3 separate regions of the Homo sapiens genome follow, and all the other regions are linked to region 1. The links are chromatin loops, found by intact Hi-C in ENCODE. Cell type or tissue: psoas muscle. All regions are shown on one strand. Links, peaks and the distances in the headings refer to the core of each region. The heading gives the core; the rest is flanking DNA.

Region 1 (6,152 bases), core at 652-5,651:
GTGGCTCACTCCTATAATCCCAGCACTTTGGGAGACCGAGGAGGGTGGATCACCTGAGATCAGGAGTTCGAGACCAGCCTGGCCAACATGGCAAAACCCCATCTCTACCAAAAATACAAAAATTAGCTGGGTATGGTGGCATGTGCCTCTAATCCCAGCTACTCAGGAGACTGAGACAGGAGAATCGCTTGAATTCAGGAGGCGGAGGTTGCAGTGAGCCGAGATTTTACCACTGCACTCCAGCCTGGGTGACAGAGCGAGACTCCGTCTCAAAAATAAAATAAAATAAAGAAGTTAACAGGGTCCAGGGGCAACAGAGTTGCACACAGCATGGTGGGGGCATACCGTGTCAGAGCAGGAAGTGGCCTCAGAGATGAGCAGCCCAAGCCCTCGAGGCAGAAGGAGGGGAGACTTGCCTTGGCCACACAGGGTTAGCACATGCACTGCACGTGGGTAGTAGTAGTCCAGTTACGTGACACCGGGAGAAAGGTGTCTGGAGCAAGCCACCTAGAAAACCAGAAGGCAGGAACTAGAGGAGAGATTCTCGTGATAAGGAGTAATGGAGAAAATTCAACTGAAGAGTGAAAAAGAGAAAGCGAGGAGGCCGTGGTCTCACGGGGAAGGGATGGGTCATTGCCGCAGGGCACACACACACAACTGCCTCCTCCTTTCCCTGCTTCTTTCAGTATTATTTCTTTTCTTTTCTTTTCTTTTTTTTGAGACACAGTCTCGCTCCATCTCCCAGGCTGGAGTGCAGTGGCGCTATCTCGGCTCACTGCAAGCTCCACCTCCTGGGTTCACACCATTCTCCTGCCTCAGCCTCCCGAGTAGCTGGGACTACAGGCACCCGCCACCGCGCCCAGCTAATTTTTTGTATTTTTGGTAGAGATGGGGTTTCACCGTGTTAGCCAGGATGGTCTCGATCTCCTGACCTCGTGATCTGCCCGCCTCGGCCTCCCAAAGTGCTGGGATTACAGGTGTGAGCCACCGCGCCCAGCCCCTTTCAGTATTATTTCTGATATTTTCTCCTCTGCCAGCTTGGGGAGTAGATATGGGTGGCCCAGAGCCAAAATCCACATGCCAGGGCCTGACTCTCTTAGGAAGGAATTGCAGGTCAGAGATACCAAGCAGGACCTGGGGGGAGGGGCAGGGCCAGTGCTTCTCACACTTTTTTTTTTTTTCTGAGACAGAGTTTCCGTCTTATTGCCCAGGCTGGAAAGCAGTGGTGCAATCTCAGCTCACTGCAACCTCCGCCTCCCGGGTTCAAGCGATTCTCTTGCCTCAGCCTCCCGAGTAGCCAGGATTACAGGCACCCATCACCATGCCCGGGTAATTTTTTGTAGTTTTAGCTGAGACGGGGTTTCACCATGTTGGCCAGACTGGTCTCAAACTCCTGACCTCAGATGATCCGTCTGCCTCAGCCTCCCAAAGTGCTGGGATTACCCCAGGCTGGAGTGCAGTGGAGGCATGAGCCACCACGCCCGGCCTTTCTCACACTTTTTATCTGCCTGATAATCCCATTGAGTTTAAGGGGGAAAAAAAGAAGAAAAAAAAGAACAGATTCTGGCCTTCGCTGAGTGATCCTGATGCAAGGGGTCTGGGATGCAGCCCAGGAACGTGCAGTTTTACAAGCACTCCAGGTGTGTGTTTGCTTGTAGAGACAGAGTCTCACTATGTTGTCTCACTCTGTTGCCCAGGCTGATCTTGAACTCCTAGTTTTGAGAGATCTTCCTGCTCTGTCTGGCCTCCCAATGTTCTAGGATTACAGGTGTGTGAGCCATGGTGCACAGCCGCCCAGGTGTTTTTGGTGGAGGTGGCTCAAGTCCCCACCAGAGACACACTGGTTTAGAGCCTGCTCAGGAGGAACAAAGACGTTGAAGCTGCAGCAGGTAAGTGCAGGGCGTTCCCTTCTCTTATATTCTGTTCTGAAGAAAGTGTGAGTGTGGGGTGGGAAGAGGGGTAAGGAGGTCAGGGGGTGCTGAAAGGGTCTCAGCAGAGAACTGTGCGAAAGGACCTAAGACTAGTGATTCCCAAGCAGGGACAACTTTGCTTCTTTGCTTCTCCAGGGGACATTTGGTAATTTTTCTTTTTTTTTTTCTTTTAAGAGACAAGGTCTTACTCTGTCTCCCAGGCTGGAGTGCAGTGGCACAATCATAGCTCACTGCAACCCCAAACACCTGGGCTCAAGCCATCCCTCCACCTAAGCCTCCTGGGTATCTAGAACTACGGGTGTGCCCCATTGCCGTGCCCAGGTTTTTTTTTTTTTTTTTCCGTAGAGACAGAGTCTTGCTATATTGCCCCGGCTGGTCTGAAACTCCTGTGCTCAAGCAATCCTCCCACTTTGGTCTCCCAATGTGCTGAGAATACAGATGTGGGCCACCATGCCTGGCTGACACTTGGCAATGTTTGAAGATATTTTATTGTCATAATTGGGAAAGGGAAGTGCTATGGTCTGAACGTGTCCGCCTCCAAAATTCATATGTTGAAATCCTAACGCCCAAAGTGATGGAAGGTGAGTGGAGCCCTCATGAATGGGTTTAGTGCCCTCATCAAAGAGTCCCCAGAGAAAGCTCTCACCCTCTCCCACTCTTTCCACCACGGACACAGTGAGAAGGCGGCGGTCTGCAGCCCAGAAGCAGGACCTCCCCAGAACCCAACCATGCCGCACCTGGATCCTGGACTTTTCAGCCTCCAGGAATGTGAGAAAGAAATATTTGCTGTTTCTTTTTTCTTTTTTCTTTTTTTTTTTTTTTGAGACAGAGTCTTACTCTGTCACCCAGGCTGGAGTACGGTGGCCCAATCTCGGCTCACTGCAAGCTCCGCCTCCCGGGTTCACGTCATTCTCCTGCCTCAGCCTCCCGAGTAGCTGGGACTACAGGCGCCCGCCACCACGCCCAGCTAATTTTTTGTATTTTTAGTAGAGACGGGGTTTCACCGTGTTAGCCAGGATGGTCTCTATTTCCTGACCTCGTGATCCTCCCGCCTCGGCCTCCCAAAGTGCTGGGATTACAGGCGTGAGCCACTGCGCCCGGCCAATAAATATTTGCTGTTTCTAAGCCACACAGTTCATGGTATTTTGTTATATAGCAGCTCAAACGGACTAAGACAAGGATTGTTTCTGGCATCAAGTGGGTAAAGGCCAGACATGCTGCCGAACATCCTCCAAAGCACAGGACAGCCTCCCTCTCCACACACAACGAAGAATTGTCTTGTCCGGAATGCCTAAAATGCAGAGGCCGGGAAGCCCAGAGCCAGCCCATTCCCCACCTCCACCATCTTCCCCTTGAACTAGTACTTGCCCTGCATCACATCTGCTGGGTAGCAGTGTTACACGCGAGCTGCTAAACCCGGTCATGTGGTTCACGTGGAAAGAGAAGCAAAGCCAGATGGGCTTTTGCAGAGTTCCCCTTCCCTTGCCTCCCGGTTGGGTCTGGGAACCTCCAGGAATCGTGTGTTATCCTTCCCGAGTGAATGGTGCCACCTAGTGGAAATAGAGTTAACAACACCAGCAGGAGCATTTCATACACCTGGAAACCTAAAAATTAGCTGGCTTTCCACTGTTGAGAAGATTCAATGCGGATCAACGAAAGCCACCCAAATGAGGAAGGCAGAGGCTATTTATTTAGCGTTTTCTATGGCCAGACAGTCAGCCACCATCACTTGCCTTTGGCAGAGAGTCAAATATAACTGGAGACTCAAATGCTAGTGGGAAAGGCTTCTATAGGTTTCAGGTGGGCTCTAATTGGAAGATGTTGGCAGGGGGAAAGTGCAGGCAGCAGCATCTTATGTGATGGGTTTGGAGAGGATTTTTGGCTTTCTTGGCTTGGTCCTGAGTTGGAAGTGTCAGTGAGAATTAGGGCAGCAGGCAGTCATTGAGCAAATCCTGACGTTCTGGGCCTATCGCCATAGAAGGTTGGCTTGGCTCCTGCCCCGGTTGCTGCAAAGGTTGTGGGTCACAGCCTCTGAATATGCAGAGTCAATGACCATATATGACACTAGACATAGAAATGCATAGTTATATATGGCCATTGTCCCTTTGCGTATTCAGTCTCTTAATTCATTCAACATTCTAAATATATCCATCCCTCCTGTTACTAATCCTGAAACGGATTGCATAAAGTTACCCATGTGAGCAGCAGGTTGACTCCAAGCCAGCATCTGTGATTTTCAATGGTTGCCCTTATAAACTTTGATTTAGGGTTCATATGTGATAGAACTGTTTTTGTTTTGTTTTGTTTTGTTTTTTACTGCCCATGTTGCCTTCATATGTATGACATAATTCTCCTAACTGACATGGGCCTCAGTAATAATCTCTCAACTTCACCTGTGTGGGAGCTGACTCTAGCTCTTTACAATGCTACACTTTCACCACTGCCACCACCATCACCAGTCATTTGGTGGTGGTGATGGTGGTGGATGGTAACAGTGGTGGTAATGATGGTGGTGATGGTTATGGTGGGCCTATTTCTGCAGAGATTGTAGGTCGCCACCATCACCGTCACCGTTACCACCACCACTATCATTATGATCACCACCACTTTTGTCACCACCACCACCAGTCACCACCAACACCGTCACCAGCACCACTGTCACCACCACCACCACTATCACCATCACCATTATCACCATCACCACCACCACCATTACCAATATCAATGCCACCACCATTGCCACTGTCACCACCATCACTGTCACATCATCACCATCACCACCGCCACTGTTACCATCACTACCACTATTACCACCACTACCACCAACATCAACAATACCACTACCATTACCAATATCAATGCCACCACCATTACTGTCACCACTATCATCACTGTCACCACCATCACTCACCACTATCATCCCCATCACCACCACTACCACTGTCACCACCACCACGACCACCACCATTATCATCACCACCACCAATATAACCACCGCCCCATTACCAACATCAATACCACCACCATCACCATTGTCACCGCCATCACCACCACCACTGTTACCACCCACTACCATTACCTTGACCACCACCACCACCATCTTCACCACCACCACCACCATATTCACCACTACCACTATCTACAAGGTCAATGGTTCTCAAAATGTTTTCCCCAAACCAACAGCATCAGCATCATATAGTAACTGTTAGAAATGCACATTCTTGGGCCTCACCCCAGACCTACAAAAGTCAGCAATGGGGTGGGGCCAGCGCTCCAACTAATTCTGATGGATGCTAAAGTTTGAGAGCCACCATTCTAGATAAATTTCTAGGATGCCCACAAGGGCCTTATTTTCAGTCAGACCTTCCACAATGTATCCTTTAAATTTGTGAAAATTTGCTTGTCTTATGAAGTAGTCAGAGAAACAAGACGACCTTTATCTAGGTAATATCGAGGCAGAAATTCAAGGAAAAATAAATCCACTGAGCTGGTGCACACCTTAAAATAATTATCCTCCTGTATTCACCCATACTTGTCTAGTCCCCTGCATCCCGCAACATTTCTTGGCGAGCCAGCCAGGAGGAGTGGAGACGGCAGATCTACTGTCTCCTTTCCCTATGGGGCTGGAGCCCCGGGCCTGGGGAGACCTGTGACCCCAGGTGCCACCTGGAGAACTTCAGCCTAGAGGGGTGAAATCAGCTCTCCTGTGACCCAGCACCCCTACCCAGCAGCACAACAGAACCTGAGAGGGGCTACAGGACAATTCCAGAAACAGCGTGCTTCAGGAACTGCGGTAAGGTATTGGGGCCCAAGGCAGGACCCGTCTCATAAGGATAGAAGGGGAGCCTTCCCAGGGTGTAACTGGTAGTCTGACCCAGACGGGTTAGGGGCAGCAAGAACAGCTCGCCAATTTGGATGAAACTCACATCCCAACCGACACCGGATGTGAGAGTGGCTCGCTAAGTTGGTTAGGAAAAGGAAACTGGAGGCGGCAAGAGTGGCTCACCATCCCAATTAGGAACACAGGAACTGGGAATGGGGAGGTGTGTGAAAGTGTGTGAGAGATGGTTCCTGGAGAAACCAATGTGGGGAGTGATGTGGGGAGTCACAGATCTCTTAGCGTGGACTGTGTGCTCCAAGCGAAGTGTGGGGCCAACCTGGACTAGTGGCGAACCACATATGGCTAATAGGAGCTGCCCCACAGCTCAGAATTGTGGTGGG
Region 2 (6,152 bases), core at 726-5,725, 250 kb before region 1:
ATTGCACTCGAGCCTGAGTGACAAAAGCTAAACCTTATCTCAGGAAAAAAAAAAAAAAAGTAACCATTACCAGAAGAAAGACAACATTTGGACACTGAACTTCATGACACTGACACCTAACAGGTTTTATTTCCTGATCACACATTTGGGGCGAATCTTTACCTACACTGGATTTCCACATTGTGCTGGTGGTTCTCACCCTGCAGCAATATTTGGCAGAGTCTTTTGTTTTCTTGCTATACCTGCCAGTGTTGAGTTTATCTCACTCAGAAGAGAGTATCCTGAAAATGGATATGTAACTGGAATTTTGGGTAAGACAAATATTTTCAAATTTATCTGAAGACATCATAGAAGTAATGTTCTTGGACAGTGAATAAATTGCCCTGTATTTCAGTGCTTCTCAAACGTTGCGGACCCCAGCCTACAGTTAAAAAGACATTTCAGGCCAGGCACGGTGGCCCACGCCTGTTATCCCAGCACCTTGGGAGGCTGATGTGGGAGGATTGCTTGATCCCAGGAGTTCGAGACCAGTCTGGGTAACAAAGTGAGGCCCTGGCTCTACAAAAAAATGAAATAAATAGCTGGGCATGATGGTGCACACCTGTAGTCCCAGATATACAGGAGGCTAAGGCAGGAAGATTGCTTGAGCCCAGGAGGTTGAGGCCGCAGTGAGCCATGACGGTGCCACTGCACTTCAGCCTGGGAGACAAAGTGAGACCCTGTCTCAAAAAAAACATTTTTTTTTTACATCACCCTGTAAAATATGCATGTGTACAACTGACCCAAACATTTTGCAAAACAGTAGTCACTGTTACTACACAAGATACATTCTGAAGTTGTTTCTTAATCCCTTCTTGTGAAAATGCTGGTTGCAACCCACAAAGGTTGATTTCATGACTCATTTATAGGTCTCAGCCCACAGTTTGGAAACAGGACACCGATGTAAATATTTTATCCAACAGGGTGTCTCTGTTTCAATTTTGCTTATTGTGTCTATAATGCCATTTAACTGCCTACATATCACATCCTATGTAGTGGAGAAAATCTGGTCCCTGTGATAGACATTGGGAGGCAGTTACTGTTCTAGACTCTGGGGAAAAAATAGTAAGGAAAATTCACCTCAGCTTTATGCTTCTACTGCCAGCATCTGGGACTGATAAACTTGAGGTTTTCTGGACGTCAACCTTTGCTCTATGGTAGAATTTTTGAGGGAGTGAGGCAGACATTTTCTTTTCAGCTTTTTCTTCTCATATACCTTCAAAGTTCTTTTAGTTTTGTTTTTGCTTCCTTCTCTTTGCATCATCTCCTTTCTCTGACTCCTCACAAAGAGATATTCAGATCTACAAAACAAAGACTTAAATTACTTACAATCTGGCCAGGTACGGTGGTTTCATGCCTTGTAATCCCAGCACTTCGGGAAGCCAAGGCAGGAGGATCACTTGAGCCCAGGAGTTTCTTCTCTTTTTTTCTTTTTTTTTTTGAGACGGAGTCTCACTCTGTCACCCAGGCTGGAGTGCAGTGGCGCGACCTTGGCTCACTGCAACCTCCACCTCGCAGGCTCAAGCGATTCTCCTGCCAGAGTAGCTGGGATTATAGGCTCACCACCAGACCCGGGTAATTTTTGTATTTTTAGTAGAGATGGGGTTTTGCCATGTTGGCCAGGCTGGTCTCGAACTCCTGACCTCAGGTGATCTGCCCACCTCAGCCTCCCAAAGTGCTGGGATCACAGGCATGAGCCACCATGCCTGGCCAAACCCAGGAGTGTCAAACCACCATGGGCAACATAGGGAGATCCCAGCTCTAAAAACAATAAATAGTGGGGCATGGTGGTGTATGACTGTAGTCCCAGCTACTTGGGAGGCTGAAGTGGGAGGCTTCCTTGAGCCTGGGATGTTGTGGCTGCAGTGAGCCATAATTATGCCTCTGCACTCCAGCCTGAGCCATAGAGCAAGACCCTGTCTCTAAAAAATATGTATATATAATAAAATAAATTACTTAAGATCTATATCCTCCTTTAGTTGGTGTTATCTCAACTAACAACCCTCAGGCCAGCTGTAGTCCCAGATATTCAGGAGGCTGAGGCAGGTGGATTGCTTGAGCCCGGGAGGTTGAGGCTGCAGTGAGCCATGAATGGTGCCACTGCACTTCAGCCTGGGTGACAGAGTGAGACCTTGTCTCCAAAAAAAAAAAAAAAATTTTTTTTTTACATCACCCAGTACAATATGCACATGTACAACTGACCCAAACATTTTGCAAAACAGTCGCTGTTACTACATGAGATACATTCTGAAATTGTTTCCTAACAAGGGACACCAGGACAAATTGAGAGCAAAGGACGCAAAAGCCCACAAGACAAGGTAAAGTAGAAGAAAGGAGCAGGGGCAGTGTCGTATGGGCCAGCACTGGTTTAATTCACTGGCTGTTCCTTCCTGTGAGGGCTTTCCGCTAGGCCGGCGAAGGCTGGTGAGAAAGCCGGCTCTGCGCCCTGCCCTGTGCTGGCCGCCCTCACCTGGCGCTTTGTACCCTGAGGCAGCTCCGGACTCAGGGCAGGTGGGAGGGATTGCACTTTCCTTTCACTTTCTCAGGACGCCAAACCCGACACCTGGGGCCAGAACTACACTTCCCACCAAGCAGCGAGGCAGGAGGAAGAAGGGGGCACTGGGGGGCTGAAAAGCAAACCCAGAAGAAAGCGAAAACATTACCTGCTGACCAGCAGAGGTGAGAGAGCGAGACAGGTAAGCGACAGGTGAACCAGGAAGGCGAAGGCTGCGGGATGCCGGCGGGAGGACATCATCGGGGTGGACGCTGCCTGTGCCTCCCAGCAAGGCTTGTAGGCTCAATGAAAGGGGGCTTTAGTGGAAACCCTGAGGACTCCTGAGGGTGGGGGGAGACATGGAAGTAAAGTCTCAGCTCAAGTTACAGTGATAAGACCAAGACACCGGAAGTGGAATGGCTGTCTTTAGTTGAAAAGTCAGACAGGAAAAAAGTGGTTTGATTGTGTCTGTTGTCTGCTGGATCATCTACCCATATGTGATTTCAGAGAGGTCCAAGAGAGGTATGGGATCCTTCTTCATCGCCTTAAAGCCCTGGGTTTTTGCATGCAGATTGGACATTTGAGTGCATTTTACCTTGTGTGATGAGACAGAGTGTCCTTGTCTATGACTTTAGAGAAAACCAAAGTAAAACGGAGAGGTGAAGAAGGATGTCACAAGGCAGGGGCAATTTGCAGCACATCAAATGTAATCATTAAGTGGGATCAGGTTTCAGTTACTTTTAGAGCAATTGGATGAGGAGTCCGAACACACTCTCAGGAAGAACAGTTAAAGAGGATGGGGATATTCTCCTTGGGGGAATATTCTTGCTGCTTCAAATATCTGATGGGCTGTCATGTGGAACAGGAATGTGATGTGTCTTGGCAGAGTAAGGATAGCACGGAGCTAGACAGATGGAAACCTCATGGAGGGAGGTGTCAATCCCACAGAAGTGAGAGCTGCCCAGTGCAAAATGGAAATTTTTCAGGAGGTAGTCAGTTCCTTGTGATCAGAGATATTTAAGCATAGGTGGACATTTAAGCCAGGGATGCTGATGGTGGGAGTAAGTTTCAGGTAGGTGACTTGGTCGATTGGTGTTTTCCAAACCTGGCTCATCATCAGAATCACCTGGGGAAGAGACAGAGCAAGAGGGGAGGGGAGGGGAGGGAAGAGAGACAGAGGTTTTTGGTTTTGTGTTTTTGTTTGTTTGTTTGTTTGTTTTTTGAAACGGAGTTTCGCTCTTGTTGCCCAGGCTGGACTGCAATGGTGCGATCTCGGCTCACTGCAACCTCTGCCCTCTGGGTTCAAGCCATTCTCCTGCCTTAGCCTCCCAAGTAGCTGGGATTACAGGTGCATGCCACCACGCCCGGCTAATTTTTTGTATTTTTAGTAGAGATGGGGTTTCACCATGTTGGCCAAGCTGATCTTGAACTCCTGACCTCAAGTGATCCGCCTGCCTCAGCCTCCCAAATTGCTTGGATTACAGGTGTGAGCCACTGCCCCTGGCCTATTTCTTATTATTTTAATAGAGATGGGCGGGGAGGGGGGGCGCAGGGCTCTCATTATATTGCCTAGACTACTTTCAACCTCCTGGCGTCAAGTGATCCTTCTGCCTCGGCCTGCCAAAGTGCTAGGATTACAGGCATGAGCGACTGCGGCCTGGCGCACTAAACATATTTTAAAGTTAAAAACACAAAACACAAAACCTGGCCCAGTGCAGTTTTGAGATCATACCACTGCACTCCAGCCTCGGTGACAGAGCGAGACTCTGTCTCAAAAAAAAAAAAAAAAAAAGAATACTAAGAAATAATTTTTAAAAGAACAAGGTAAAATATGTTTAGCAAGTCTGGGATGAGCTCCAAAAATATATTTTTTCAATGATATTCCCAGATAATTCTGATAATCAGTTAGTTTGTGAAACACTGTCATTAAAAACCTTTATTTTCCAGCCGGGCATGGTGGCTCATGCCTGTAATCCCAACACTTTGGGAGGTCAAGGCGGGCAGATCACCTGAGGTCAAGAGTTCCTAACCAGCCTGGCCAACATGGCAAAACCCTGTATCGACTAAAAATACAAAAATTAGCCAGGCGTGGTGGCAGGCACCTGTAATCCCAGCTACTTGGGAGGCTGAGGCAAGAGAATCGCTTGAACCCAGGAGGCGGAGGTTGCAGTGCAGTGAGCCAAGACCACACCATTGCATTCCAGCCTGGGCAAGAAGAGTGAAACTCTGTCTCAAAAAAAAAAAAAAAAAAAAAGGAAATATATATTTTTCAATGATACTCTCAGATAATTCTGATAATCAGTTAGTTTGTGAAACACTGTCATTAGAAACCTTAATTTTCTGGCGGCGCGTGATGGCTCAGGCCTGTAATCCCAGCACTTTGGGAGACTGAGGCAGGTAAATCACTTGAGGTCAGGCATTCGAGACCAGCCTGACCAACATGGTGAAACCCCGTCTCTACTAAAAATACAAAAATTACCTGGGTGTGGTAGTGCAGGTCTATAGTCCCAGCTACTCGGGAGGCTGAGGCAGGAGAATCGTTTGAACTGGAAGGCAGAGGTTGCAGTGAGCTGAGATCATGCCATTGCACTCCAGCCTGGGCGACACAGCGAGACTCTTTGTCTCAAAAAAAAAAGAAAAAAAAAAACCTTTGGTAAAATATGCCATAACCAGCCTTTGGTAAAATATGCCATAACATTATAGCCATGGTTTTAATTTTGAATATTCTCAAAATCCTAATTTCCTGGTCAAAAAAATTAGGCTCCAAACAGAACAAAAAGGTCATGTCACTCTTCCCCAAGCTGACTTACCAATCACCTCTTATCAGTCCTCGTTGCTAGCTACCTGGATGGTCAGTAGTTTTTTGTTTTTTGGGTGTTTTTTTTTTGAGGTGGAGTTTCGCTCTTGTTGCCCAGGCTGGAGTGCAAAGGCATGATCTCGGATCACTGCAACTTCCGCCTCCCGGATTCAAGTGATTCTCTGGCCTCAGCCTCCCGAATAGCTGAGATTATAGGCATGCGCCACCACACCCAGCTAACTTTGTATTTTTAGTAGAGATGGGGTTTCTCCACGTTGGTCAGGCTGGTCTCAAACTCCCAACCTCAGGTGATCCACCCACCTTGGCCTTCCGAAGAGCTGGGATTACAGGCATGAGCCATCGTGCACGGCCTGGATGGTCAGTCTTACAGCAGTTGGGAATCTTTCTCCCCAGGTGAAATTGACACTAGTGGGACCTCCAATGGCAGGTGAGTCACTGCTGTGGGCATTTCCTCTGCCATTCTCCTGCTCTCCGGGCACTCTGATGGAGCATGTGGCACCTCGTCTCCAGGCCTAGGATATATCACTGCTTTTATCTGATGGTGTTGACCGTCCACTGGACCCACCAGAGAATGGCAGTAGAACCTCTTTATTCCAAGAGCACCCCTAAAGTAAGATCAACACACGTAGGGCAGATGTCAGCTTATGGGGACAACTCCTCTGTGCCCGACTAGCATCATTAGCATCGTCCTCTCACAAGGATGTAGCACTGTGAAGGTAATGACCTCCCTTCGTCTTGTCTTGTACTGGATCCCCAGTTCCTGGTGCTGAATTCCATCCTTTCTTCCTAGTTCTGTTCTAG
Region 3 (6,152 bases), core at 499-5,498, 140 kb before region 1:
TATTTACCAGCTTTGATATGCCTGAGGGTGTGACCCCTGTGGCCCTGGATGCTGTCACTCGTTTCATTGATATTCCTTTTTTTTTTTTTTTTTTTGAGACAGTGTCTCACTCTGTTGCCCGGGCTGGAGTGCACTGGCGTGATCTCAGCTCATTGCAACCTCTGCCTCCTGAGTTCAAGTGATCCTCCCACGTCAGCCTCCTGAGTGGCTGAGATTACAGGTGCCCGCCACCACACCTGGCTAATTTTTGTATTTTTAGTAGAGATGGGGGTTTGCCATGTTGGCCATGCTGGTCTCGAGCTCCTGACCTTAAGTGATCCACCCACCTCAGCCTCCCAGAATGCTGGGATTACAGGCGTGATGTTTTGTTTTGTTTTGAAAGTCACTCAGGTTGCTCTGTCACTCAGGTTGGAGTGCAGTGGTGCAATCTCGGTTCACTGCAACCTCTGCTTCCCGGGTTCAAGCAATTCTCCTGCCTCAGCCTCCTGAGTAGCTGGGACTACAGGAGTGCGCCACCACGCCAGGCTAATTTTAAAATTTTCTGTAGAGATGGGCGGACCCACTATGTTGCCCAGGCTGGTCTTGAACTCCTGGTCTTAAGTGATCCTCCCACCTCAGCCTCCCAAAGTGTTAGGATTATAAGCATGGACCTCTGTGCCCACCTTCTTTTTTTTTCCTAAAAGAAAACCATGTTTATTTGAGAATAGCCATTGCAATGGTAATACACAGGACATAGTAAAAACTATGTGCTGCATATTCAAGGAGGTAAAGGAAGACAGGGTTTTTAAAGGAAAAGTAGGGAGGATCACATTGTTTTGAGATCATTATCCTTGGCTACAAGGATCCATAACAAGGCTGGCGCCAGTCTGAGGCTGGACAGGCAGTTGCTGGGCAGATGTCCTCACACAAGTATTTTGTGTGTCTGTGTGGCTCCATTTTGATTCTGGCAACTTTCACATGGTCATTTGTGAACGTTTGTTAGGCTGTACACTAATATCTGTATGTGTATTTTTAAAGTATGTATATTTTGGCAGGGCGTGGTGGCTCACACCTGTAATCCCAGCACTTTGGGAGCCAAGGCGGGCGGATCACCTGAGGTCAGGAGTTTGAGACCAGCCTGGTCAACATGGTGAAACACCGTCTCTGCTAAAAATACAAAAATTAGCCAGGTGTGGTGGCGCCCGCCTGTAATCCCAGCTACTCAGGAGGCTGAAGGGGGAGAATCGCTTGAACTCGGGAGGTGGAGGTTGCAGTGAGCCAAGATCGTGCCGCTGCACTCCAGCCTGGGGGACAGAGCGAGACTCCATCTCAAAAAAAAAAAAAGTAAATAAATTTAAAAAAAAGTATGTATATTTTACTTTAAGCAAAAATGAAAATTAAGATGGGGCAAGTGTGCTAAGATACTTGTACAAAGATGCTGTTTTCGATGTTATGATGTTAAAAACTGGAAACGTCCTGCATGTATAAAGAGCCAAAGGCTGATGAACTAATAGCTTTTAGTATCCCCACAGAATGGAATATTATGCAGTCATTGGGAATGTTGATAAAGATGTACATTTATTTGCTTGGAGTTATTAAGTAAACAATATAATGCGAAATAAGTTAAAAAAAGAAAGTATATTCCAAAAAGTGTCCCTTTCTGGGCAATATACAAATATGCAGACTATTAAGAAAGTTGACTAGTCTGAGGAGCTTGCTAGATACATATATTCCTGAGCCCACACACAAACTTGACTAATCCAAGGAGCTTGTTAGATACATATTCCTGAACCCCCACACTCAAGGATTCAGGGATTCTCATTCAGGCATCCCCCTAGTCCCCACCCACACACACCCAGCCAGAGTTTTTTTGAGAAGGAGTCTTGCTCTGTTGTCCAGGCTGGAGTGCAGTGGCATGATCTCGGCTCACTGCAACCTTCTCCTCCCCAGTTCAAGCGATTCTTCTGCCTCAGCCTTCCAGGTAGTTGGGATTACAGGCACGCACCACGATGCCCGGCTAAGTTTTTCTTGTATTTTTAGTACAGATGGGGTTTTGCCATGTTGGCCAGGCTGATCTTGAACTCCTGACCTCAGGTGATCCACCTGCCTGCCTTGGCCTCTCAAAGTGCTGGGATTATAGGCATGAGCCATTGCGCCCGGCCAGGCAGGTTAATTTTTATGCACAGCCTGGTTTCTACCATTCTGGGAGCATCTTTGAGAATTTGATGTAAACTGTGGATCTTCACCTCTGAAAAAGTAATGGACACACCAAAGCCTGGGTAGAACTTGGAGGGGCGAGGGGGTCCATAACTCCAGCTAAGAGGAAGGATGAGAGGTCACCTCCCCTCATTTTCCTCATTTCTATTTATCCTCGGAAGGCCCCTTGCTCCCGCTCCCTAAAGGTTGAGAACCCCTGCCAGGCAGTATGGCCCCTCTGGGCCATTGTTGAGGTCGGCGCCCCTCCCTTTTGTGTTTCTGTGAGGGTCGCTGGTGAGAGCTGAGGGCAGGGGTCACCTGGTAGTGGCCCTGAGGCTTGCTCTGAGAACCTGCCTCAGCTGTGTTCGGGGCTTTTCCTGCCTCCCCGCTGTCCCTGCTGTCCCCACTGTCCCCGCTGCAGGACAGCTCTTAGGTCGCCCTGAGGTTTTTGGCCTTCTCCACACCCTCCCTGCTTCTGGTCCAGAAAACGCAAGCTGCCTCTCTGGCTGCACACGGCTCATGACGCCGCCCCAGCGTTCTCACCCTCCATCTTGTTACCATCAGCCGCAAAAGGTCCCCCCGCCCCCCACCGTGTACAGGCAGTGCACATCCACTATTGCATTAATGCTGCTCTGGGCCCCTGGAATGAGATGGGAACGGGGTCAAAGTTGTGGCTATGTGTTGGAAGGTGGGCCGTGAGCAGTGTCGTAAACTTGAAGACCCCTAGAACAGTTTACTGACCTCTTTTTGTGTGTGTGCCTCTAAAAGCCAGGGACTACTCAGGCAGTGGACAGTTCCATGGCTTCTTCTAAGAGAACAAGGCAGTCAAGAAGAGTCAGGTCCATTTGGGAAGAGAGACGTCCATGGCCTCGGCCACCAGGTGGCATCACTGTCCCTTCTGGAAGAGCAGCGTGTCTGGGAAGCCACATCCGTCTACAGCTCCCGTTCCTCCCTAGCCTCCACTCTAGGGCAAGGGCCCAGCCTTTCACTAGGAGGCCTCACTCCCTGAACCCGAGGCACCGGCTCCGCCTCCTCCCCTCACAGTCCTCATGTGTCGTCAGTCCCGCTCCGAGGAGCACCTCATTTCTGTTGCCCATCACCACTCCTCTTAGCTCCATTGCTGAGCGGCCGGATGGGACGAACGAGGGGAACGTGTAGGGCAGGACAGGCTCCTCTTGGCCTTGGCATAATAAACAGAAAACCCACACATTTTTCTTACTTTTAATATCTAAGATAAAAAAAAAAACCCAACCACCAAAACAACCCATTTGCATGTCGGCGACACGCCTGGTCTCGGGCTCCCTTTCTGGGGCTGTCCTCCCAGGCGGCTCCCAGGTCCTCATCCAGGGAAGAGCCCAGCCTCGGCCAGAAGCCACCGCGGCCTCCAGTTCCGCACCGTGACAACCTGGGACCCAGCCTTTCAGAAAGGCCACCAGGAACTGTTTTTAAAGCATAGGGCTGCACTAGGAGGAAGTTTTCCCTTGAGGCTGAGAGTTATTTCTTGTGGAGAAATTTCATTTTATTGCCTAAAAAAAAGGAAAATGAGAACATTTCACAAGGCAGACAAAGGAGGGTGAGATAAATCTTGCCCTTTCCACCCAGAAGTGGTGCGGGTAACGGGGCCCCCACGCCACCCCAGGGAGCCTCATCCCTTGCTCTGGAGAAGCCAAAGGGGCTTTGTTCTTTCCAGAGATCCCCGTGGGGTCTTCCTCAGACTTGAGGGGGTTTGAAAGGAAGACCATCAGAGCTGTCTAGGAGGGCTGGCTGCTTCTGTGGTAATAAAGGAAGCACCGAATTAACACATCCCTCAGGAGCCAGGGGAGGAGAAAGTGCCCAGCAATGCTGTGTGTATTTAAAACACTCTGCTTCCAGGTAGCCCTCCGTCCTGCAGGAGGCACAGATATGGCGCCCTTCACAGGCCCTCTGGGAGGGCCTCACTGCTGCAGACACCTCCCTACTGGGGCCTCCGTCCTCTTTTTTGGCTGTCTTCATTCTCCCTTTCCCTTTAAGGGCCTTTTCACTGATTAAACTACAGTCCTTGTAAGTGTCACGTTTCTACTTTCCAGAGGAATTTGGACACCAGTGCGAGTCTTTCTTGCCAGACGTCCTTGTCTGGTTCCCGCCATGCTCCCTCAGCTCAGTTCCTCTGAGATTTAACAGTGCAGGAGATCATAGAGAAAGAAGACAGCAAGAAAGCCCGGGGACCCAGAAAAGGAGGTGCTGGGGGCAGCGTTTCCTTTGTTTTCTCTTTGGGGACAGATTAGAACAGGAGGTTAAAATGCCAGTAGCATCTGCCCAGCGCAGGCCGTAGAGCTCTGCATTATTCAGGGCGCTGGCTCCAGTGGAGGGAACCGGCTGGGACTCCGAGACAGACAGCTCAGAGGCACACAGGCTGGGCACCCAGAGCCCGGGGCCTTACCTAGTCCCTTCAGGAACTTATTGACACCGCTGTGCTCTCCACTGGGGAGTGTTTCCAGATACTCTTGGGCTCGGACCTCAAACAGACCTGTTAACAAGAGAAATCCCAGCCATTTGAGTTCTTGGTCTTTGCACTTCTAAATGTGTCCATTTCCTCCCTACCAGAGAAAAGAGAAACCTTGTTTCTGAGACTAAGCTGCTCCTATAAACATGCTCTGAATCAGGAGGTTTTATAAGGATTTTATTGCTCTTATAATTGCCCCACCTGTGCAGTAACTCCCTTTGGAAAGCTATAAAGCCACCTCATAGATGAAATCCTATTTTTATTCAACAAACGCCTTCCGAGCGTCTACACTGTGCCAGGCGGGCAGTTTTAAAGATGAACCGGAGTGGCCAGTCATGGTGGTTCACGCCTGTAATCCCAGCACTTTGGGAGGCTGAGGTGGGCAGATCACCTGAGATCAGGAGTTCGAGGCCAGCCTGGCTAACATGGTGAAACCCTCTTTCTACTGAAAATACAAAAAAATTAGCCAGGTGTGGTGGTGCACGCCTATAATCCCAGCTACTCGGGAGGCTGAGGCAGGAAAATCGCTTGAACCCGGGAGGCGGAGGTTGCAGTGAGCCAAGGTCACGCCTTTGCACTCCAGCTTGGGCAACAAGAGTGAAACTCCGTCGCAAAAAAAAAAAAAAAAGTTGAACCGGACTGTCCTGGCTTGGGAGGGGTGTCTGTGCTCTCCCATTTCCCTGCATTCTCCTGTACGAGGGCCCTGGCCAAGTGGCTTAGTTTTCCAGGAGTCCCTCTGTGGAGGTGTGGAGGGAGGATGGCTGGATAGGCCATCTCTTAAGCCGCTTCTCAGACCCCTGGGGTCTGAGCTTCAGGCACTCTGTCTTCATTGCTGACTGATCTTTCATGGACAGAGGGTTCTTTCCAGGGTTTTTTTTTTTTGAGATAGAGTTTCGCTGTGTCACCCAGGCTGGAGTGTAATGGTGCCACTGTGGCTCACTGCAAGCTCTGCCTCCTGGGTTCAAGCGCTTCTCCTGCCTCAGCCTCCTGAGTAGCTGGGATTACAGGCGCCTGCCACCATGCCCAGCTAATTTTTGTATTTTTAGTAGAGACAGGGTTTCACCAAGTTGGCCAGGTTGGTCTCGAACTCCTGACCTCAGGTGATCTGCCCGCCTCGGCCTCTCAAAGTGCTGGGATTACAGGCGCGCGCCACAGCGCCCGGCTTTTTCCAGGTAGTTTTTTTTTTTCTTTTTTTCTGAGACAGAGTTTCATTCTTGTTGCCCAGGCTGGAGTGCAATGGTGCAATCTCGGCTCACTGCAACCTCTGCCTCCTGGGTTCAAGCGATTCTCCTGCCTCAGTCTCCTGAGTAGCTGGGATTACAGGCGCACACCACCACGCCTGGCTAATTTTCTTTATTTTTAGTAGAGACAGGGTTTCACCACGTTGGCCAGGTTGATTTCCAACTCCTGACCTCAGGTGATCCGCCTGCCTTGGCCTCCGAAAGTGCTGGGATTACAGGCGTGAGCCACCATGCCCGGCTTCCAGTAGCTTTTA

Evidence for each region. A loop is a pair of places that touch in the nucleus more often than their neighbours do. Peaks named below come from ENCODE experiments on the same cell type or tissue, not always from the same donor. Only the 100,000 strongest peaks of a DNase experiment are listed, where the experiment ranks them.
Region 2: a loop joins it to region 1, with 2.3 times the contacts of the local background. A loop is called at or near these places in 3 of 110 quality-filtered maps.
Region 3: it touches region 1 in a loop (8-fold over the local background); 106 of 110 quality-filtered maps call a loop at or near these places.

What each region holds. Positions count from the first base shown.
Region 1 is chr7:140,650,118-140,656,269 of GRCh38, forward strand. LOC105375535 (a long non-coding RNA gene) reads left to right here. Exons shown (of 6, transcript XR_928047.3): 3 at 1,698-1,889; 4 at 2,277-2,512; 5 at 5,472-5,724. Among named protein-coding and RNA genes, the nearest start is that of DENND2A, 12 kb to the left of the region's middle. In psoas muscle, for the core only: a CTCF peak has its summit at 3,499 (motif pointing left); a DNase peak (open chromatin) is centred at 3,413; H3K27ac peaks cover 321 bases.
Region 2 is chr7:140,401,483-140,407,634 of GRCh38, forward strand. RAB19 (RAB19, member RAS oncogene family) reads left to right here and starts at 2,576. Exons shown (of 4, transcript NM_001008749.3): 1 at 2,576-2,735; 2 at 6,142-6,152. It overlaps LOC124901759 (a long non-coding RNA gene), which reads right to left and starts at 2,986. Exons shown (of 2, transcript XR_007060561.1): 1 at 2,703-2,986; 2 at 101-1,340. RefSeq lists enhancers at 2,149-2,650, 2,651-3,150. In psoas muscle, for the core only: no CTCF peak of the experiment used is centred there; no DNase peak of the experiment used is centred there; H3K4me3 peaks cover 634 bases; H3K27me3 peaks cover 636 bases.
Region 3 is chr7:140,515,038-140,521,189 of GRCh38, forward strand. It overlaps DENND2A (DENN domain containing 2A), which reads right to left. Exons shown (of 20, transcript NM_015689.5): 19 at 4,595-4,681; 20 at 3,383-3,701. The coding sequence ends at 3,670. Among named protein-coding and RNA genes, the nearest start is that of MKRN1, 39 kb to the left of the region's middle. In psoas muscle, for the core only: a CTCF peak has its summit at 3,066 (motif pointing right); DNase peaks (open chromatin) are centred at 3,084, 3,504, 3,794 and 4,512; H3K27ac peaks cover 1,667 bases.